Regions from separate parts of the Mus musculus genome. Here all the other regions are linked to region 1. Evidence: chromatin loops called from intact Hi-C (ENCODE). Cell type or tissue: gastrocnemius. All regions are shown on one strand. Links, peaks and the distances in the headings refer to the core of each region. The heading gives the core; the rest is flanking DNA.

Region 1 (7,822 bases), core at 2,359-6,358:
GAAAAAAAGTGTTGACTTGGATCAACAAAGACCTTGGAAGAAGATACCCCTTGCAGAGAAAGTCTGGGTCCTGAGGCTGCTTCCAGTGAAGGTGATCAAGGCATTGCTTGCCCTTCTTTTACCACAGGTGTAGGGCAACAATCTGCTGGACAGTCAGGATAAGAGCTAGAAAACACAGTTAGTAAAGTACTTGTCTTGCCTCAAGGACTTGAGCTTAATCCTTAGAACCCATGTTAAAGAAGCCACCCATGTGGTGGCTCACACCTGCTTTCCCAGTCCTGAAGAGACAAAGACAGGCTTCCCCAAGCCTTCTTGGTGCAATCCAAGCTAGTGAAAGACCCTGTCTCAAAACCAAACCAAACCAAACCAAACCAAAAGAGGTGGTGGTCTCCAGAACACTTAAGGATTTCTTCTGACCTCCATGTGCACATATGTGTATGCACCCCCCAATGCATTGGAAGGAACACACACACACACACCAGAAAAAGGAACGACCTGGAAGGTTCTGTCTGGAAGATTCTGTCTGCTATTCTCATTGTTAATCTAGAAGCCCAGGTGTGGCTCAGGCTATGTGGAAACACTATCATGGTTAGACTCAGGGAGGAGGCATGGTTGGGCACTCTCTAGTTGACCCTTCCCTAAAGTGTTACAGAGTGGTTTTCCCAGAGTTCCTCCCCACCCCAAAACAAACCCTGTGGGCTCTCTAACCTTTACTGCACAGTGACTCAGTTTCCCCACTGATAAAAAGGGGGACGAGCCTACAGTTCTAAACCTGCCTGTAAAACATACGGAGAGCCTTGAAATAAAGGTGGTTATTTAGGGAGAGTTCAAAGTATTATGTGATTATTTTATTGCTCCTTTTATTCCTGAGATTTTTCTATTTGCTCAGTTTACAAACCCAAGCCAGAGCCATAAAACCACTTTAATGCCCGCGCCTCTTGTTCTCATCATGTAACAACCGCGTATCACTTTGACTCTGAAAGTGTTTAGAACCGAGGTGGAGACGTGCCCAGCGGGAACCTCAGCCGTTTCTGCCAAATGAAGGTCATACTGAACCCTGTAACTGCTGGGATCAGCCTCCCAATGACTACCTTTGCGCCATGATTGAGTTAAAACTGGCAATGAATATGGTCTGAAATACCAACCTATGCTTTGTTTGTTTTTTGTTTGTGGTTTGTCTTTCCTTTTCCTTTACCCTCTCTTCCTTCCTTTGTTTCCTGATCCCCTTTTTTGCCATTTGAGACATAATCTCATTATGGCCCAGACTGGCATGGGCTCACTATGTAGCTTGCATAGATTAGCTTCAGCTTCTCCTAGGCCTGGGGTGTAGGTTCACTATGTAGCTATCCCAGATTAGCTTCAGCTTCTTCTGTATATACCCTCAAACCTTTTTAATTTTGCTTTTTTTGAACAAAAGGGTCTCAGGTGGTCCTGGTTGGCTTTGAACTCAATAGGTAGCTAAAAATGGCCTTGAACTTCCATCCATCCTGCATGTATCTCCCAAGAGATTACAGGCACGCACCACCTTACCCAATTTCCCTCACTCTTCTCCTAGATACAAAGCTGGATCCCACCACAATCCTTTCCCAGTACCATCACCCAAAGCCACAGGAAGCAAGAAGCTGGAAGTTGGAAGAGGCCTTATTGGCTGACCAGCAAGTCAGAGCAGAGTACAGTGGCATGGGGCCCCATTCCCCTGCTTTGAGGGGACACCTGACTCTACATGTGGGCCTGCTGCCCTGAGAGTGTCAGCTCCACCGTTCTCTTGTCTCTGATTCCAGCCTTGGAAGGCAGGGAAGGATGGGGGAACTCTGTCATCTCAAGAAACAGAAGTGGGGCATAGGCTCATTTCTAATGATGGTTCTTTCTTTACTTTAAAAACTAGAACCCATGGTGTCCTGTTAGAAGAGTTACTGCTTGGGTTTAATTTACAGAAATGGGAGTTTCACGGCAGCAGGCTTGTTGCTTTTTCTGATCCCCACTCCCCACTTCCACTCAAAACAAGAACCTTATGACCCCATGTAAAGACAAGAAAGGCGTTGCCTACACCAACAGGAGCTGTCCTCAAGTTCTCGTGCTTGATCTCAGGCATTCAGTGCTGTTCCACAAAACCTACTGTGTGATCCATCTGTAGGACCAGGGAATTCAAGGCCACATCCTGGGCTTGAGAAACTTACAAACACTTTGGGAGGTAGGAGATTCCACCTGGACAAGGCCACTGTATGTCTCACCTCCAGGAATCTCATTTCTAGAATACTGGAGAGTTGCAGTTGGCAGCCTAGAGCCCTTTGGGGCATCACTAACAGTCCCCCTAGAGATCTACCCTCTTCTGCTTGGCAGTATCTTCTGCCATTGGGTCACCACAAGCAAGATTTTGAGCTTATGGTGGCCTCTGTCTGTTCTCATTCTCCTTCCCCGTGGACACTCTCCTGTCTCAGGCTTTTGATTTCTCACATCGGGATCTTGTCAATGTGCTCCTGTCTCAGTTCTCCATCTCCAGCCTGCTTCCTAAGCTGCAACAAGACAGTTGTTGCATCTGGGCCTGATGGTGCCCTCCCTAGCTACCTAGGAGGTTGAGGCAGGAGGTCTGAAACTTCAAGATGCACCTGGGCTATAGAGTGAGTTCAAGGTCACCTTGGATGACTTAGACCCTGGCAAAGCCCAAATCTGACCTCAGAGCCAGTTTCTGATACCACAGAGCTTTGCTGTGAACCACCTCAGCCATTCAGGGGTGCAGTAGTTCTCTTGGTTTTGAAATTCCTTGTTTCTGTTACATTTCAAGTGCCTATCACAAGCTTCTTCCTCTTCCCCAAAGACCCCCAGGAATGGGACCCAGCCTCCATGACCAGGAAGCTCTTCACATTGTTTTGCACACAGAATGTGCCCCATATGTGTAATGGTTTCAGTAAGGGTTTGTCTCTGACCTGCAGAGACTCTGTGGCAACCATGCTAGCAGAGAAACACCCTGGTGGAGTCTGGGGGCTGTCTATGACAGGCAGGAGTGTTGGTCCTGACTCTTGGACTTGCTGCAGGAAGCTGTTGGGTGCTGAGAAATTTCTCTAGGACAGAAATGAGAACCTGAAGGAGGGGTAGCTCTGGAGCCTGGCAGGAGACAGGGTGTGTACAGATACAGCGGAGTGGCCCCAAGGTGTCATCTGCTAGTAGTGGCTTCCTCTAGCCTGGGCTCCCCCTGCTCTCCAGAGGAACCAGAGAATAATACCTACAAGGGAATGAATGAGTCCTGGTCTTAGCTGTGGGAAATTAGAATGAAAAGGGCCACTAAAATCAGGTTTTCTTGCAATGTGCCATGCTTGCGATGCTGTTTTTCACAGTGTTTTTATACAATGTAATGGAACTAAGAGAAAGAAAGGAAAACAAACACAGTCATCAACAACATCAACACATACACCACACATACACATATACACACATGCACACAAATATACACAATGCACATACACATATACACAATGCACATACACATATATACACACATATACCACAATGCACATATACACACATGCACACACACACACACACACACACATGTACACACACATATACACAAACATACACACATACACACATACACACACACACACACACACACACACACACACACACACACACACACGAGCATATAAACACAAATGCATGTCCCCAGCTCTGAGCATGCATGAACTTTAAGGTCTCCCATCCAGCTTTCTGTGCACCTCCTTGCATGGTCAGGTTCCTCTGGCTGACCCCTCTAGCCTCCTAATTCCTCTCCCAGATCCACGGTTTTCCATCCTAATTTTTATGGTGTTTCCCAGGATTAATGGTTAACGTACTCATTTTTCCCCCAAGCTCTCCCTTATCAGCGACTGTTCCGAGTAAAGATTAACTATGCTTAACAGAAGCACATTAATTAATCATCTACAGACTTTGAGCAAATTATTCTTGGTCACCTCCTCCTAAAGGTCTCATCCATTTGCAGCTGACCTTCACCAACACCCGGGTCTAGAGACTCGGGGAAAAAGCCAACCTTAGGAGAACTGATGAGCCGAGGGAGGTCACGAAGTATTGACAGTGGGTGACGCTGCTGTTCTGTGCTTTTTAACTCAGCCACCGTTGTTCCAGGACCCTATAAAAGGACTGGGCTGTGCCTCTTTAAAAAAAAAAATGTTTTGCAAGCCAGGCCTAATCTACGGTACATTCTTTGTTGCTGGGAGACTCGGAGTGGCTGTACAAGCTGTTCTTTCTGGGAATCATAGTTCAAAGTGTCCCGACCCAAACACACATGTTGTCATTGTGCCTGTCCTTTGAGTGGGGCTGGGACATCCGACTTAGCAAACCTCTCCTGAGCAAGCAGGCCCAGCAGCCAGGATCCACAGCCAGCAGGGTGGCTCCAGGCTCCCACTGCAGGGAGGGGCCTCCTAAAATGAGGTGGAGGCTTCTGCCCAGGGAGCTGAAGGAGGAAGAGGAGGGGAGAGAGGAGGGGTGTTTCCATAAGGGTCTCTCCTGGCACGGGGCTGCAACAGTTGAGCCCAGGTTGTGCCCAGGTTGCAGATGGAGTGTGGCCAGCGCAGTCAAGTGTCCAGAGGAGCATTGTGGGAAAAGGCCTTCATCCACTCTGCACTGGAGTAGCTGCAGAGCCCCGTGAGGGGAAAGCCAGGCCTGGGTCCAAATTCCTGCTCTGTTTGGCTCGCTCTCCTTCCTCCTTGGAGAAGACCGGAGTGGAAGGGAGAGGTCGTTCAGAGGGGGACCAAGGCCTGGAGCCTGCCAGACTTATTAGGAAAGATGTTGTCGGGGTCTTGGCAAGCTTTCTCCATCGTCCCGCCCCAGCATGACTGGTTCCTGTCACCCTGGCTGACTCCAGCCAGCCCAAGTGCCTCGCTGCCCCACATTCAAACATTTCCACATTAGGCCACCACCGGCACGCCTCCCTGGCAGTGTGGGAGGCGCCTGCTGACCCGGGGTGGCCTCGCCTGCCCTGCCTCCCCTGCAGGTACAATTGCTCTTTTCTGGGTCAGCCTTGTGATCTGGTGTCCAGGCACTTGGCAGAATTTAGCAAATGTTCCTCAGGGCTCTGTTTCTTGGTTACACTATTCACACTGACACCCTTGGGACTGTGGGGGAAGGGGACCGCTGTCTCCATCTCCTGTCCTGCCCTGGTTAGAGAGCCGGGTTGCCCAATCTGCTCTCTCTTGGAGGAGGTGGGAGGCTTTACCTCCTTTGTGGATCTTTAGCCCCTTCCCTTCCCGTTGGCCTGACCTCTCTTTTGGACCCTGAGCTGGAGGAGAGGTTACTATTCATGACGTACAACCACATATGGGCTTGTGCAGCCAGACGTGGCAGCCTCGAGCCCACGTGACTCAGAGCAGTTGAATCACAGCCGCACCAAATGGAGCTGGACAACTGTGCCAGCCGCAGGGTGGATTTCGAAGAGTTCCTTTAGAAAAAAAAAAAAGTGAGCGGTCTCACCTGTTCAAGCAATAATATTCCAGAGGAAGTGTGTTCCAGTAAAATATGATCTAAAAATAAATTGCACCTGTGCGTTTTGACCTTTATAAACATGGCTACTAGAAAATGCCATCTATGTGATGGGTGTCATATTTCAGTCGGACAGCACTGCCTGACAACTGTCTCCACAGTAGTGTGGTTTCTTCCAGGCATGTGGCCTGCTGAGGGCTGGTTCTAACCCCACCCCACCCCATCCCCCAGGTCTCCCTGCTTGCTGGCAGCTATAGGCTTCTCTTCCCACTGGGCATGCTCCCTCCCTGCTTTCTCCGTGGCTTCTGGCTGCTCTTCAGAGCCCAGGGTTAGTGCCCCCATATAGGAAGCATCCTCATCCACACAACCACAAAAGGTTTTGTCCACTTGGCTGTCACCAGGATAGTCTGTTGTCGAGGGCAGTATCCAGAGTGGAGCATACAGGACTACATGTACGCTCACCACACATGGGTGAATGACCCACAGGCCAGAGCAAACCCAAATAGGACTAGAAGCTGGTCTTATTTATGTTTCCACTGTGGGAGGCAATAAATTATTAACCTGAGTCAGGATATTTTGGTTGCTGTAGGGAGCGCCTGCTTGGTACTACTTAAAAACAATCAGGGGTGGGATGGGGTGAGGTGGGGTGTTGAGATGGCTAGGGAGTAAAGCCATTTGCTGTCAAGGCCAATGAGCTGACTTTGGTCCCCAGAACTCCAAGGTCAAAGGATAGACTCACCTCCTACAAGCTGTTTTCTGACCTCCACACACATGGAGTGACAAGCATGCCCTGTATATAAATATGTGTAAGGCAAGAATTGGAAATATTTTTTTGGAAAAATTTCCTTTATAATAAGCAAATATTTTGGGGGGCTGGGGGCTGGGCAACAGCTCTCCATATAGTCCTTCTTCACATCGAACTTGCTCATTTTCCCGTCTCTGGCTCTTGAGCTAGTATTATAGGTGCACACCAGGAACTTTAGCATCCAGCCAGGAACGTTAAATCAAAACAAATTCCCCATAGCACAGATTCACTCTCTGGGACACTCTTCAACCCGTATGAAGGGAACGACACCGTGTCTCACACACTTGGCCTGTGGAACTCATCATCAGAATCCCAATCAGTCTGTGTGGGATACCCACACAGACCTTGAAGACTTGAAAGTACACACACACACACACACACACACACACACACAATAAGTGTGGAAAATATCTCAAATACAAATAAAATAACTGCTTGAATGATGAAATCCTATATTTGAGGTCTGTTGGGCTGTGCATATCATTAAACCTAACCTCGCATGTTTCTTTTTCTAGTACAGCTTCTAGAAAAATCTTACTGAACACACATGGCTCATGTTATATTTCTGTGGGAAAGGACTGAGAGCCAAGGAGACGGCTCAGTCATAAGACGTTTGCCATGTGAGCATGAAGACCTGAATTCAACCCCAGAACCTGGCAGAGTGTGGGCTTCGGTAACTCCAGAGCAGGAAGAGTGGGGAAGGGAGGGTTCCCTAGGGCGTGCTGGTCAAGCACCCAGGCTGGTCACAGGTGGTACCTGCAGATGACCTGTGGCTCCACACCTGTGCACATCCACTCTGTGTGAATGGAAGCACACGCACATGATTGCTCTGGAGGGACAGAGCTTTGTTTACTTTGAGACATTTACAGATGCATCTGAACATTCCAACTGGGTTTTTAATGGTTTAGAAACCCCAGAGCTTTAACTCGAGTCTTCCTGCCAGAATGCCCATACAGTCAGTTGCATTGGGTTCTGATTCGGGTTCTGACATTATCCAGGAGACCCACCTTGACCTACCCTCTCCAGAAATGGCCCAAACAGGCCTCTGGGGGAACTCCCAGGCTCTGCAGGGACTTGTTGGGGAGTAATTACAGTGGGCAGACCCTTCTGCTTACACGCTTAGTCATAATTACTTACCCAAGCGGCACCAACAGTGTGATGGGAGCTTAGCTGAACAGAGAGAAGGCTCAGCAGGCACATCACCTTGAGCTTGACCCGTCAGCCAGATTTCACGGCACCTGCTGGTTTAGCCTGAGGGCTGTGATTCATTCTCGGGAAAGGAGCTGCAGACATGCTCTCCTCCAGAACCCTGTTCTCTCTGCTCGCTCCCCTCTTTTGAAGGAAGAAATAGAGGCGTCTGTGTGCTCCGGCTGCCTCTGAGGGGCTGATCCTTTGATGTGCACACATATGCAAAAATATTAAAATATGTGTTGTAATGCACTGGGGTGTTTTGTTTTTGTTTTGTTTTGTTTGTTTGTTTGTTTGTGCCTTGGACACAGGGTCATAAATTAATGTCTTCCCTTAGCAGAGGTCCTTTCCCAGAGA
Region 2 (7,822 bases), core at 1,329-5,328, 120 kb after region 1:
TCTTTGTTAATGACATCAAGCTTGGGAAATGTACTTGGGCTTCCTGGAGTGCTACTCAACAATCTATAATGCCAAAACACTCTCTTTTTCTGTGTGACTGGGCCTTGCTCCACAGATTACACACCACCATCACCATCATCATCATCAATCATTATCATCCTCTAAAGAGAATGTCTTTTCTTTCCCTCTTTCTGAAGCACAATGGCTTGGGGAACTGCAGGAAGTTCTGCCCAATCTGGCTTATTCTCATCCGCATCTCCTTTGCTTTGATGTGGGGTCAGTTAATCAGCAGTAGCCCAGGCCTCTAGGGAGACCAACCACCAGAAACCTTTCCTCTGCCTCAGCACTGGCCCAAGGAATTCTGGGTTCTTGTCTGCCGATGTTAAAGAGATACCCAGGGCACGCAGAGGGCCTCCTGGATTGCCAGTCTAGCAGAATTGGTGAGATCCAGGTTCAGTCAAAGGCTGTCTTGAAATATAAGCTGAGAGGCTGGAGAGACGTCTCAGAGGTTAAAAGCACTTGCTGTGCTTCCAGAAGACACCAGGTCGGTTCCCAGCAGCCATGTCAGGTGGCTTACAACTACCTGTAACTCCAGCTCCAGGCATACGTACACACAGATGTACAAATGAAAATAAAGTCTTTTTTAAAAATAGCAATAAGGTGAAGAGAGAGAAGAGGGTGTCTGACATCAACCTCTGGCCTCTGCCATGCACACATAGCTCCCCCTACCTCCATCTTGTGCTTCAAAGGCAGACCTCTCATGTCTCCCGTTATAACAATGACAACACCCTGTGAACCCTCTACCCATATCCTTTACTGCAGTTCCAACTTGGCCCCAAGTCAGGACCTCTCCAAGGGCATGCCATAGGCATGGTGCAACCTTCCTTCCCTTAGATCATGCGTTGGGTGTTCTGGCTTGCTTCTGCTGCTGTATTAAAACATCCTGACAAAGAGCAACTCAGGAGAGGGAACGGTTTATTTTATCTTACATTTTCAGGTCACCATTCATCATTGATGGAAGTCAGGGCAGGAACCCGGAGACAGGAACCATGGAGGAGTGCTGCCTGCTCTTTCACTCTTTCGTTTGCCCGCTCATTTCATTATACATCCCATGACCACCTTCCTGTCCAGGCAATGGCGTGTCCTACAGTGGGCCAGGACCTCCTGTATCAATTATTAATTCACGATAATACCCCACAGGCATTTGAACAGGCTGATATGATCTAGGGAATGCTGTGAAGGAGATTTTCCTCTCAGATGACTTGAGGCTCTGCCGATTTGGCAGTTAAAGGCTAACTAGAACAGGGGGTGTTCTGAGTACCATCTAACCGACTCACCAGATACTTGAGAGATAGTATTTGAATGCAGTTTGAACCCTCACCTGACTCCTAGACATACTGGCTTAATTATTCCTTCTGAGCTTACTTCTCTACCCTAAGCAATTGTCTTGTGTCTGAAGACCCCTTGCTCCCAGCATGCCCTCAGCCCTCCGCTTCCCAATGTGGCGAGCCACAGTTGTCCTTCTAGGCCACTCCAGTCCTATCTCTCCTCACTCTCCTCTCTCCCTAAAGACCTACCACTGCTTCAAGCTTGTCCCTTTACTGGCCCTGTGTGCCAATACCCTTGGCTGGTTAGCCTGAGGTTGGTATCCTATGCCATTGGCTGTGTAAGATGCTCCAGTTGGTGTAAGTCACTTGCTGGTGTGGAGATGGTCAGTCTGGATGGTCAGTCTGGATGCTGGTTAGTTACTAAGCTGTTGATCCATTGCCTTCACAGAATACACTTGGAGGAAGGGAGAGCCCCGTGCCAAAGCCAAGAAGTTCTATCACCTGGCCCTGTTCTGATTTCACATCAGGATACAGGTAGAAAGACCAGAGAGCCACCAATGCTCATGGAGGACCAGGACAGGTCCCCACAGACAACATCCTGTACCCTACAATAGTCTCCAGTCTGCAAAACGATCTCAGGGCAGTTGTAAGAGAACAGCAGGGTCTGCTGTATCTATAAACAAACTGCTGCTACCCACAAAAAAAGTCGGGTTTGTTTTCCCTCTTGTTGATAAATCCCAATGGCCTCTTCTGAGTTCTGTCCAAGACAGAGCACAGCTTGGAATTCAGAACCGCACACATTTCTATCCAGATCTGTCTTCCATTAGTTAATCAAACACTATCTGAGGTCATCAGAAAGATGTGGAAAATTCCTCCGAGTGAATGACTTCAACAGCAATGGCTTTTACATTATATTTTGCGTTTCGTTTTCCCCTTGATTTAGTGTCACAGGCATCTCAGAGTGACTTCCTGTGGATCTGGTTTGTGCTTTCTGGGGCCCTGGCTCCAGCCAGCAAATAAAGAATCTAGAGTAGGCTTAGCAGTGGTGCTGCATGGCTTTAATCCCAGCAAGCAGATCTCTGAGTTTGAGGCCAGCCTGGTCTACAGAGCGAGTTCTAGGACAGCCAGGGCTACACAGAGAAACCCTGTCTCAAAAAAGGGGGGAGAGAGGGGGCAGAGGGGAGGGAAGGAGGGGGGAGTGAGGGGGAAGAGAGGAAGGGGGAGGAGAGAGAGAGAGAGAGAGAGAGAGAGAGAGAGAGAGAGAAACTTCTCCAGGGAGACATGAACTTGTATTCACTCCAGATAGCTCACTGATGACACAGGGAAGAAACTGTTCTACCCTCGTCTAGTTTGGTGAACAGGGTGAGTTTAATGATGTGATAGCTGCTTCGCAATACAGCTAGTCCCCAGTTCATGCAATGTACAGCACTGGAGCTCTCTGCACAGCTAGCAGGCAGTTCCACAGAAGAGTCCCCCTTAGCATTGACTGCTTACTTAATCCCCAGGCAGGGCCACCATTATCTTTGTTTTCATTTGAGTTCTTGTAACTCTCTTGTGGGTTTCATGAGCAGTCTCTCCTCCAGGAATGCTTCTGAGGAAAGACCAACCCTCTTTTGTCTTCAGGAGACTGGGCAACCCCAAGAGTAACTTCTTGGTTTTGTTCCTTGTTTGAGACCGATGTCAATAGCAGTGTTTGGAAGCCTGAAGCGGGGACATGAGTGGGTGGTTGGGGCCCCTCCCACACACAGCTATGCAGGACGGGAAGCAGGGGCGTGAGCTCTGGGAGGACTTCCGGGTCTCTGGGCTTGCAGTGGCCCATTGTATGCAGATCTGGGTGGTTTCTCAGCCCACACCAGGCACCAGCCCCACCAGCTCCACCTTCAGCTGATACAGAACTGGGTCAGTGCCTCTGCCCAGCTAGGAGGAGCTCTGAGCTGGTTACTCATTCTTACTCATGGAGGTTCTGCAATGCCTCACCGCCAGCCCCAACCTCCGGTCTCCCACATGCATTCCGAGCCTCCCTGTCCATCTGGAGAGCAGCGAACTGAGAGGGTTGAAAGGAGATCCCAGACTTGTAAAACCAGATGCTGGCTCCTCCAGGCTGGCTCCCCCTCATCCACCAGCCAACAGTTTTTACCTTTTTAAAAAGTCACACCCCTGGGAGCAGAGCATCCACTGAACTGCTGATATGGGACAGGGTGGGGGATGGGACTGAGAAGGTGGGAGTTAAAAATCAAAGTGATAAATGGGCCAACTGTTGCATTCACACCACGGGTTGAGGCAGTTGCTGTCCCTAGGAAAACAAAGGCACTCCAGGATCTCCAGCCACCAGGGACACCCCTCATATAGGGATGACAGGCCAGCTCTTGTCTCTCCTCACCCCTGACTCTTGTCACCCTCCTCTCCAGGTTCCCCAAGATCTGCAGTACTGTATTTAGTTGCTGGGGAAAGAGAAATTGTTTCTGGCCAAGGTTGATCTACTTGACTGTGACTTTAAATGCAAAATGTCCCTCTCAGGTTTATGCAGTAGGAATGATGCTTGGGGGAAACATGGACCCTTTAAGAGCCGGGGCTTAGCTAGAGAAAGTAAGTCACTGGAGAACAGGGTCTTAACCAGTTTCTGCTTCCATGAGGAGCTATGGTGTCCTTTCCACTTCCTAGTCTGATGGTCAGGTCAGGAGCTCTAGCACAGCCTCCAGCCACCCTGAACTCTCCTGTACAGTCCCCACTGTGAAGGATGGACGTTCTCTCGCTCCAAATTGCTTTTGTCCAAGATTTTGTCAAGGCAAGAAGAAATGTAGCCAACACAGGCACATCCTTCCAAAGGGCTGCAGCCTGGAGACCAGGGGGTGTGGTCACATCAAGTGTTCAATGCTGACAACGCACAGAGCAGGGCAGTCAGAGGTGACACATGGAACCCAGCCAGTGAGATGGACAAGTGCTCACGTGTTCCCATGTCTGTTTCCCACCAGGTTTCCGGTGCTTCTCCTTCACCTCCCACTTCATACCTTCTGAGCTATGGGTGGGCTGCCTGGGGGCCAAAGGCCACAGATCCCAGGGGTATGCCTCAGATTGTCCCTGTGACCCTGTCAACTGGGGTGCAAGTCCCAGAGAGACATGGAACCGCCCCCACTTCCTCTTGAACACCTGCTGGTCTGAGGTAAAGCCTCTACTGAAGGAGTATGCTCGGTGGCCTCCAGGAAATCTACCCATATTACAGTAGGATGCAGAAGGCTGCGAGAACCCACAGACCCCTTGGGTTCTGCCCAGACAGACTGTGACCGGGATGGTGACGTAGGCTGATCAGCCTGGCCACACCCCAAATCCTGTTTGGCCTGGTTTTTGTAGGAAGGCAAGAGGTAAGGGCCTAGAGAATGAGGCAACAGCTTCCCCAGGGTGAGTTCCTGCCCAGAGCTGGTATCTGGTTTCTCAGCCAAGCATGGGTGGCTCTGGCTCTGTCTCTGATTCCGCTGACTCACAGTTTGGATTACACATTGGACATAGCTTGTCTGTTTGCCTGGACACTGACCCTTGGTCCTGGTTGCACGCTGCACATGGGCCTCTAGGTTTGTCCGGATATTGATCCTCAATCCTGGTCACACTCTAAACATTAGTCACCTACCTTGGCTGATTCTGCATGCACACTGCACACTGGCTGGCTGTTTGCCTGGATACTGATCCCTGATCCTGGTTGCACAGTATACACTGGTTTTCTATGCTTGCTTGGGACTCATCCTTGATCCTAGTTGTACTTTGTACTCTGTTATCTAAGTGTGGCTGGCTAGTCCTCCCAGAGAAAGGTCTTACTTGCAGTCACCCCAACCCTATTTTCAGAAGACACTCGGCTTTCTTGGAGTCGGACTGGGGCCTTGCTGGGCTTTCCTCTAGCCTAATTTTAATAAGCTGGCCGGATGTTTCTTTAGGTAGTAGAAACAGGCATGTTCTTGAGACTCAGGTTCACCTTCACCTTTGAAGGCAGGACATGGCAGGATGCTTGAGATCAGGGCTTGGGATAACAGGAGAACCTTGTTAACCACCGGGAAGGCTTTGCCCCACCTTGTACCCATTTCCCAGGCTGTCATGTTGCTGACAGTCATGTCCGACTCTTTCAGCATGCAGGTTACAGCTGCACGATGGTACCGATTTCTTACTCCTCACGGAGCCTGTATCTAGTGATGATTTGTGCTTTGTGAGCTAGGAAGCTGGGGGCTACCCACTCCTATTCTCACCTCTGTCTGGGGTCTCAGATGCTGGCAAGAATCACACATTCTGGGCTTGCTGGGGACTCGGCCTATCTAAGTCCCTACCCCCACCCACAGGGGAATTGTGGAAATGCCCCTGTCCCTCTTGAGAGTGAAATGTAGTCAGTAAATACCTAGGACTTCACCTGTGGGGTACCGAGAGCCGCTGTGGCAGAAGTTCTGGTTGTCAGGGGACCTGTCCATGATCACAGCATATCAGTGGGAACCCTTAAGGGAACGTGACTCACAGGCTGCTTGCTCCTGACTCCTCCCAGCTGAAGAAAGAAAGGATGGTTAGCAAACAGCAGGTGGGTGGCTGTGTGAGACAAACGTCAGGGAGAATGTTATGGGGTTGCTGGGGTCAAAGCCTGAGTCCTGGTAGCTATAAAAAAAAGTTAGCCAGGGCTACCCCTCCCCAGTTAAAGAAGTAGCAATAAAAGCAGAGAAAAGAGATTTATTTTTTGTGGCCACAGTGGGAAGAACAAAGGGGTCTAGCAACCCTCAAGTCCATCTCTGAGATCCTGGCATGAGGTTTAGGGTTAAGTAGAAAGCAAGTGAATGCGCAGAGAAGCAGATCTGGCCAAGGTGTGGCCCCGCCCATCACTGAGCTGCTGCCGCTGCCACTGCCACCACTACCACCACCACCACCACCACCTGGGCTCCAGTCTCCTGTGAGGTGGTGTGACACATGGTCAGACCTGTGTGACCCTTCCTGGGGGATTCTGGCTGGCACAAGGCCTTCTCCATCTGACAGCTTGAGATTCCCAGAGAAATTCCAGTTTCTTGGAGTCCCCAGTAGTCTGACAGCCAAAGAATAGGCTACAAGGGTCTCTTTATAAAACTGTCACAACAGAAGTCATGGGAAGATGGAGCGATGAAGCCCTGGTTGAAGAAGAACACGTGGCACTGTACAGGACAGTTGACCCAGGTGACAGTTAAGGAGCAGCCGGTGAAGGGTGATGAGTTACAAGTGCCCACAGGGAAAAGGGACACAGGACAACCAGGGTTACATCAGAGGGAACTGGACTCTCCCACACACCCTGCTATGAAGCCTGAGGTCCTTGAGGCAGAGGGTATTCCTGGAACCTTGTGGGTAGGACTCAGGCCACATGCAACCCTGAGTTTCTATTCATCCAGCCGGATTCTGCAGGAAGGATCTTCATCAAGGACAAGAGGACAAGCCCTGGGTGAAGAAAGGGCTTGGGGGGACAGCAGGCGGTGGGAGTGGAATCCAGATACAAGGGATGTCTGCCATGTTTTGGTTTTATGGGAAAATGGAGAAAGTCTTTCTCAAAAGCAGCGATTACTAAGGGTGAATAGGAGAGAAACCACAGGAAATTTTTTTTTCCCTAGGACCAAATATCTAAAAGAAAAAAGTTCCCCCAAACTAAACAAAATTAGATTGAGAAATTCCACAAGGTACCTAAGGGACCGAGTGGCTCCTGGTGCTTCCCACTGGCGCCAGCCTCAAGCCCTAACAGCCGCCTGGGGAAGGGACACTAAGTTGATGCAGAAGTCACAATTCTTTCTTGCAGAACCTTTGTTGCTGAAAGTTGGAAACGGTTTATGTGAACCTCAGTAGGAACAGCTGGTGACACCCCTCCCAACCCAACACACACACACACACACAAGAATGTGCACATACACATTCACACTTGTACACATATGCATACTCGTACACACATGCACATGGGTACACACATGCACATATACACATATATGTACATGCACATTCACACCTACACACACATACACATGTGCGTATACACACATACACACACACATACACATTCACTTGAACACATGCACACTCATTCACACATGCACACAAACACATCTGTACCTGTCTAGGCACCTCTCCTCTTCCCTACCCCCTTGGCAGGGCAGGTGGAGACCCCCAGATTCCTTGTGGTCCCCTTCACTTAAGGCCCTTGGGTGTTGGCAGCAAGCAGGATCCACAAGGTGATTTCCCCATGACACCCTGAGCTGAGTACCATTCAACATTAAAGAAACAAAGGAACCCTCTAATTAAGAGATGAAACCCTGCCTTCAAAGAATGACAGGAGGCCAGACTGCAGGAAGAGCTGCTGCCGGGGCCTGGGTGGTCTTGCTGGTGTTTGCTGCTCCGAGATTTGATTAAATGAAAGCCATGCATTTGGGGACTTTTTTTTTTAATCAAGAAACATAGGCGTCATTCAGCCCTCTGCAGCAAATTATAGGGATTTTAGGTGAATGAGAAGTCATTAGCCTCTA
Region 3 (7,822 bases), core at 1,329-5,328, 140 kb before region 1:
GTGTCCTGTCACCACCCAGAGCCAGAGACACCCTGTGTCCTGGAAGCTGAAGTCTGGGGTAGAGAGGTCACAGGTATATTCATTACTTTTTCTCATTGTTGTGTCCAAATATCTGGTAGAAGAAAGTGACAGAGGGCCAGGGGAATGTCTCTGTCTCACAACTTAAGGGAATATGTAGTTTGTCATAGTGGGAAAGGATTTGGCTCCATTCACTGGTGGCAGGAGCTCAGTGAGGTTGCTTGTTCTGTCTTGGTGGATCAGGAATCAGAAAGAGGCTGGAAGCAAATGCAGCCTTTAGGCATCTTGCCTTCTATCTCTGGCCCTTCACCTGTCAGCTAGACCACACATCCTAAAGGGTCTCCTACAGTAGTGCCGCCAGCTGGGACCAAGTATTCAAACTTATAAGCCCTGTGGGGATGTATCCATATCCAAACTATAAGAGAAAGCTTGTTTTTATTTTCTGAGAATTTTTAATTGAATTTATTATTATTATTATTTATTATTATTACTGGATGATTGTCACATGTTCAAGTGTGGGCATGTGTGCCGCTGCACACGGGTAGAGGTCAGGGGACAACTTGGGGGTTGACTGATTACACCATAGGTTCCATCAGTTGCTTTTGCCTGTCGGGACATCTTGGAGTTCTAGTAGGATTGATTTTTTTTCTGAGACCTATCTCCTTGGCTCCTGTGACTGTAGATGGTTGTCCCTCTTTGTGAATGTCTAATTCTCTACCTCCACTTTCTCTCTGTACTGGGGATGGAACCAAGAACCTAAAGCACATCCCTGTCTTGAATCTCTTCAAATAAGGGTCCCTACCACATTTACATAGACAGGAGACCTACCCTAATGACCTCATTTTAACTTAGTCATTGAGTTGAAGACCCCCCCCCCCCTCTAAACATAGACCCTCTCTGAGGTGCTGGGCGATGATCTCAGCACTGGGAATTCCGTAGAGCCACATTTCAGGATTTTGAAATGCTAAATGGGCCAAAGTCTAAAATGCTTGCACACAGCTCTTTCCCCAGAAACCATCGATCCGGAGTCTCTAGTGGTGGCCCCCGGGGACTTTTCCGGATTGGTGCCCACATCCACTGTCGAGATTCCACAGAGGTCAAGAGAACATCCCATGCTCATCGTACCATCCGACTTTCAGCACTGAGCAACTGAGGGACAGGGAGTCTGGTGTGAAGGATACTAGACACCCAGAGGCTGACAGTGACAGAGAGCCCACAGGTGGGAGCAGAGTGTGAGGAGGAGGAGGAGGGTATGTAAGAGGAGTTGGCAGGGTGTCTGGGGTCAGAGGCTGTTGTAAAAATAACCTGCATCTGGGACCAGGGTCAGCCTTCCAGATTTGATAGTGGCCTCCTGCCCTGGCCTCAGTCCCCAGGGCCATTTCATACTGTAAGGAGCTGCAACCGGAGCCCTGGGTGTTGGCAGCAGACATGCAGAGGCTGAGCAGGAAGATGGGACGCACAGACTAGGAACAAGGGCTCTTTCAGACCTGTGTTTACACATGTGCCTCCTAGTCTCAGGGAAGTGAAAACAAACTCCCCCAGCCGTCCCTGAGCTACCTTGCGTGACTAAGATGCTGACTTAGAGTGTCCATGTAACCATTCGGGTGGCTTCCAGTGATTTCAGACGACCAAGAAAAGACTTGTTTCCCAGGTTCTCATTATGTCAGGAGGGCTGTTACGCAAACCCCAGCACCTGTGGGGTCATAGGCCACAGGAACCTCCTGGAGGAAGGGGTGCTGACTCAGGAGCTTTTAGGACTTGGGTAGCAGCCAAGATGACCAATGATCCTGCTGTTCAGGGGAGGTAATTAGCCATTACCCAGGGTCTCAGTTGCTCCTGTCAGTCAGAGGCATTACGGGACACAACTTGGAGTTATTCCTGATCCTGCAGCCCGGGTGCAGAGTCTGCTCTCATGTGGAGGGTGATATTGGCTACCTTTTTACCGTTCTCCACTTTATGCCTCCGGACAGGGCTTCTCGGGGAACCTGGGTGCTTGCTGATTTAGTCAGGTTGCATAGGTAGCGAACCCCAGGGATCCTCCTGTCTCTATCGCAAGTACTTGGATTATAGATATAAACTGCCACATCTGGCTTCTGTGTGGGTGCTAGAGATCTCAACTTGGGTCCTTGTACTTGTGGAAGCAAGCACTTTACATACCGAGTGTCTCCCCAGCCCATAGATGCTTCTGATATTCAGCTCACACTGGCTCCTTTCAGTTTCTACCTGCTTCTACCACTGCACTGATATTTCCTGGCGCAGAAGAGGGCCCATCTTCCTGTGGCCTCTGCTCACTCACAGACATGGAATCACTGGACTGTACCCCCATGTCAGGTAGTGTGATCCCTGAAGGCTGCCTCCCTTCATTTTCTAGCTTACAAATCTCCTTCCTGTCTTTGTCATTGCTTTTCTCAGAAGAACCATTTGCCAGTTTTCTAGGTAGAGAGACAGGGAAACTGCTGTACCAGAGCTTATGTCCCAGGAGAGAGGTCTGCTATCAGATGGCAGCTGTTTCCCTCAGCCCTGGAAGTGTGCTTGCTGTGAGGCACTGGGACCAGCCCTTAACCTCTGAGTCCTGTTCATCCCAAAACCATCTCCCTGAGTTAGACAGTGTATGTCAAGGCTTTGCTCTGCTGTCTTGCCCACATTGTATGGCTTGGTGTATGGACTTGCTCGGAAATCGTCCTTCTGTAGGAACGTAGATAGACGTTGTTTATGTTTATAATGTGAGTTGATTTCCGGATGGAAAAAGAGATGCGTGCTTTCATCCTGTTTATCATTATTATTATTATTATTATTATTAATGATTTTTTATCTTGTATGCCTATGTGCACGTGTGTGCATGCCATGTAGGGGCCAAGAGGACAATGTTGATGTTATTCTTCAAGTGCTATCCATCTCAATTATTTATTTATTTATTTGGTTTTTCGAGACAGGTTTTCTCTGTGTAGCCCTGGCTGTCCTGGAACTCACTCTGTAGGCCAGGCTGACCACCTTGATCTTTTAAAATTTCAATCTTAAAAAAAAAACAACCAAAAACCTTATTTATTGATTGATTTATTGATTTATTTTATTTTGCCTGTCTGCATTTCTGCGTACTATACTTGTGCCTGACAGAGGCCAGAAGAGGGCACCAGATGCCCTGGAAATGGATCTATAAATGGTTTTGAGCTGTTCTGTAGGTGCTGGGAATAGAAACTGTCCTCTGGAAGAACAGTGCTCTTCATTTAGTTGAACCTTCTCTCTAGGCCCTAGTTTTTAAACTTACCAGAACTTTAAATTCTATTCTTTGATAATTCATATGTGTATACAATGTATCTTTATCAATGTATATCCAACCCAAAGTCTCTCCCCACTCACTGGATCCTACGAATACTTCCTCATTTCCTCTCCTTTTTGGGTGTGGGATTTTTTTAAGGTAGTATTTATCCTTAGAGCCTGGGAATGATCAGGCTAGGTTGTGCAGACAGCTGTACAGACTCTTCTGCCCCTACCTCCCCAGTGCTGGTATAACCAGGATATGCTACCACCCAGGGCTTTTGTTTATGTGTGTTCTTGGGTGTCTAACTCAAGTCCCCATGCTTGCAAGGACAGCACTTTGGATGCCCACCCACCTCCCCAGCCCCTTCTCTGTGACTTTAAGCAACTTTGACTGCACAGCTGTCTTGCGTGTCCCACCCTCCCCCCACCCACATTTTGGAGGTGCATCCAGCTGGCTCCTCTGAACCTGTTCTTTTCATTCTTATCCTTTGCTTCTTTTCCCTGGGCATTCTGGGCTCACTGTCTAGACTGGGGATTCACCGTGGCTTTTCTCACTGTGTGCACCACCCCCTACTCCCACCCCACTCTGCTGGATTCTCACAGCTTCTCCTCGACCAGCACTCCGGCTCCGCAGCAGTGGCTTTATCCCCCCTCAGTGTCTGAGGAAACTGATTCATCGCCTGAGGTTCTGTCTGAGAACTGCTTTCAGACAGCCAGAATCACATTTGAGCCTGTGGGTGGGATCTGGGTTTGGGTCTGGACTTTCTTTTGCTTTGATTAGCTTGGTTTGGCCTCCCTCTGGGATGTGGGTTTGCCTCTATGTTTCTTTTTCTTTCTTTTCTTCTCTCTCTCTCTCTCTCTCTCTCTCTCTCTCTCTCTCTCTCGTATAATTTCATGCCCAGTCTCAGGGTTGATCCAAGAGAAATTCTTGTTGTCAGTGACCCGTAGAACCTCTAGAGTTGGACTATCAGTCCTTAGGAGCTTGTCACCCTCTGTGTCTAGCCAGCTCAGGCCAAAGGTGTGAGTCTGTAGATTAAAGTCATATGATTCCTGTCCCAAGTGGGTATTAGTTAACGGTCTTAGTGGCATTTTTAGGGGTTTTGATGGTGGGAGGAGAAAAATTTCTTTCTGTATAGGAAAACAACTACTCAGTTTGGTCTGGAATTCATTTTCTTTGCCCAATTATTTTCAATCAAGCAGCATTGTGAGGAGGAAGCTACTGTGAACTTGTTTAATAACTCAACATTTGTGCCTTTGTGTTTTTCAATATTCAGAAATATACATTTGTTCCTTTTAAGAGTCCTGACAAGAGCTATGGGGATTTAACAGGAACCAGGCTGCAAGACAGGGGTGGGCCATCCATCACGGTAGAAGGGTCGCTGACAGGTTTAGAAACTGTCTTGGCTACTTTTCCCGTTGCTGTGGCAAAACACCTGACAAGACCAACTGGCAGGGCTATTTTGAAGGTGCAGTTCTTCGTGGTGGGCAGGACACAGTGTGACGAAGGGAGCTCTTCACTCGGCACCCACAGTCTGGAGTCAGAGAGAGAATACTGTGGCTCAGCTTTCCGTCTCCTTCCTGTTTTTATTCATCTGGGGTCCTGTCCCATGGGATGGTGACCACCCCTCATTCAGGGTGGGTCTTCCCTTCTGAGTGAAGCCTCTCTGGAAATGCCCTCAAAGGCACACTCAGAAGCAATTCAAAACTCCCATCAATTTGGCAATAGAGAGTAGCCATTATCATACCCACTAAAGACTCCATGTCCACCCCAGCAACTGAGAACCCCGAGACCCCTACAGGGAAGCGGGAGGCTGTGAGTGCATGACATTCACAGACCAGCAGTGTGCCATGAAGGAGGTAAGCAATACTGTATCAGGCAGGACATGCAAGAACACCACAACCCTGGGAATATGTCCCTGGTGATTTACAGGACATACCCTCAAAGCTCTGCTTCTTCTCTCACTAATAGATGAGGTCTCTGTCCCTCCTTCTCATGCATGGGAGATGACTTTGACCAGTAAGTAAGGGGACTGTGACATTATGTGATATCTGAAACAGGGGGCCTCATGAGGCTATATGGCTTCTGTTTTGAGTTTTGTGTCCTATGCTTCTGGTCTCTGTCACTAGGGAAGTTTGACCACTGTGTGGTGGCCGTGCTGGGAGGAAGCTGAGCCACATGGAGAAGACACGTGAGGCCTCTGGTCAGCAGGCTGGGTCTCTGAGTCAGCTGAGTCCTGGCTCCAGATGCCTGAGAGGTCAGGCATCTAGTTGACTCCAAACCTCAGCTATGGAGTTACCCCAGCTTTTGAGACTTCCCGGCTGAGGCCCAGATATGTGACAGATATCAGCCCTCCTTGCTATGTCCCGTCTGAATTCTTCATGTGTGTGTGTGTGTATATGCATGTACATGTACATATGTTTGGGGGCGTATGTGGAGGTTAGAGGTCAACCTCATGTGTCAGTTTTCAGCCATCCACCTTGTGTTTTGAGATAGGGTCTCTCACTGTCCCAGAACCCATCAAGTAGGCCAGTCTGGGCTGGCCCGTCTCCCAGGGATCCACCTGTTTCTGCCTCCCCGGATCTTTTCTAATTATAAATTTCTAGCCCAGATCTGTCCTACAAACATCGTTGCATATGCAGGCGGCTTCGTACTTTCCTCTGAAATCTAAAAATTTTTACCAGAAACCATTCCAGCGTGTTTATTTTTACTTTCTGCCTGCACTTTCGTACATTTGTGACATTTCTCCAGAAAGGTTTTCCTGAGTGGCTTGATTTTAACTTTGTTCTGCTCTTTGCTTCAGTTTTCAGTTTCGGGGGAGGGGGGACTCTTGGCTCCCATCTGCCCATCATTTGTTTTTGGCCCTTTCTCCCCGATCCCCTTCAGTTCTCTTACTTCCTGCCATTTGCGGTGTTGCGTTCCCATTTATCCTCGCTGCTGATCTTAAGTCTGGATCTTCTGGATTTGCTCTGTTTTTAAAACCCAGTCCTTATTTCTGGATGGCTTCATCCTTTTACTCTTAATACTGTCTTGAATTCTCTACATCGGCTTCTGAGTTTTCCTAACGACCATTTATGATCTCTCCCTTGCCCCTCATCGGAGTCTCACTCAGGAAAACCAAACTTGCCACCACTGAACTACACCCGGAGCTCCCCAGCCCGCCCTTAGATCTGTTTGTTTCTGTCTGTTTTAAGACAGGGTTATACTATATAGCCCTGGCTGTCCTGGAACTAGTTCTGCAGACCAGGCTGGCCTTGAGGTCTCATAGATCCACCTGCCTCTGTCTCCCAAGCGCTGACCAGCCCTTGGAGTTGTGAAGTCGTGCCTTGTTAGGTAGTCAGGCTGTGTTTAGACTTGGCATTCTTCTGCTTCTGATTGGCAAGTGCTGAGACTACAAGTGTGCACCACCTTGCCTGACCTCATGTTTAAAGGTTTAAAATGTAAGAGACCTTTCTTTTAATTATTTACATTTATTCCTTTGTTTGGATGTGCAAGTGCGCCTGCCATGTTGTATGTGGAGGTCAGAGAATTATTTGGGGGAATTGGTTCTCTCCTTTCACCATGTGGTTGCTGGGGATTGAACTCAGGTCATAAGGGTTTGATGCCAAACACCTCTACAGCCCTCTTATCTGCCCCTGCCTGCTATTTATGGAGTGGGTATCTATGAAGTTTTTTTTTTTTTGCTATTCCCCATGACATATATTCTTTATTTCCTTATTGGAGATGATATATATTGCTATAGGTGCCATCCCAGAATATTCTCCAGTCTATATTCAACATGTTAGCTAACATGGTACTTTAAAAGACTTGCATCAGACCCTGTGATGCTGCTCATAAATCTCAATGGCTCTATAGTCCTAGGCAACACACATTTCCTCACATAGGTTTATAAAGGGCTCTGTGTTTCTGCCACATTTCTCCCTACCCTCGATGTCCCTCATAGTTCATTTTAATCTATGTGCCCCCTTGCTTATCATGTCTCAGCTTATGGGCCTCCACATGCTCCTGGGGTACTCCAGGAGAGGCTCTACCACCTACGCACTCACAGCTGCTGTCCCCAGGACCTTCTTGGAACACCTCATCCCCTGTGGTCTTCTGCACCCCGACTTTTCCTGTTTCTTTTTTCTCTCTTGGCTTTTATATCTTATATTCTAATTCCTTACTTTGCGAATGCGAGTCAGAGAGTAAACTTCGGGAAGTATCTGAAAACAAATCCTTCCGGCTCTGTCAAGGGGAAAGGCAGTGGGTTAGAGAAAGAGCAGAGAAGATGGTTAGAGAGAGACACTGTGGAGAGTGTGCTGCAGCCCTGGTAAAGGGCAGGATTTGCGACGACTACAAAGGTGGAACAGGGAGAGGAGAGGGAGCAGTCCAGGCTGGGACACACTGCTTCTTTCATTGATGGACTGCTGCTCTCCCAGCTTGCCCCAGCCATTCTCATTCAAGCTTAGTTTTAAATAGCTGAACTACTCGGTGTGTGCGGCTAGGGGGAAGCTCAATTGCTTAAAGGGAGTGAATATCTCACTATCTCTCCATCACTATCTATCTATC

What was found. Peaks named below come from ENCODE experiments on the same cell type or tissue, not always from the same donor. Only the 100,000 strongest peaks of a DNase experiment are listed, where the experiment ranks them.
Region 2: it touches region 1 in a loop (2.3-fold over the local background); 2 of 42 quality-filtered maps call a loop at or near these places.
Region 3: it touches region 1 in a loop (5-fold over the local background); 4 of 42 quality-filtered maps call a loop at or near these places.

Annotation. Positions count from the first base shown.
Region 1 is chr8:126,733,107-126,740,928 of GRCm38, reverse strand. No RefSeq gene overlaps it. Among named protein-coding and RNA genes, the nearest start is that of Gm31603, 7.3 kb to the right of the region's middle. In gastrocnemius, for the core only: a CTCF peak has its summit at 4,067; DNase peaks (open chromatin) are centred at 4,112, 4,700, 5,312 and 5,723; H3K4me3 peaks cover 1,901 bases; H3K27ac peaks cover 4,000 bases.
Region 2 is chr8:126,611,336-126,619,157 of GRCm38, reverse strand. No RefSeq gene overlaps it. Among named protein-coding and RNA genes, the nearest start is that of Gm31546, 19 kb to the right of the region's middle. In gastrocnemius, for the core only: a CTCF peak has its summit at 3,203; no DNase peak of the experiment used is centred there; H3K4me3 peaks cover 464 bases; H3K27ac peaks cover 4,000 bases.
Region 3 is chr8:126,870,399-126,878,220 of GRCm38, reverse strand. All of the region lies in intron 1 of Gm31718 (a long non-coding RNA gene), which reads left to right. Among named protein-coding and RNA genes, the nearest start is that of A630001O12Rik, 25 kb to the right of the region's middle. In gastrocnemius, for the core only: a CTCF peak has its summit at 3,138 (motif pointing right); no DNase peak of the experiment used is centred there; H3K4me3 peaks cover 957 bases; H3K27ac peaks cover 3,797 bases.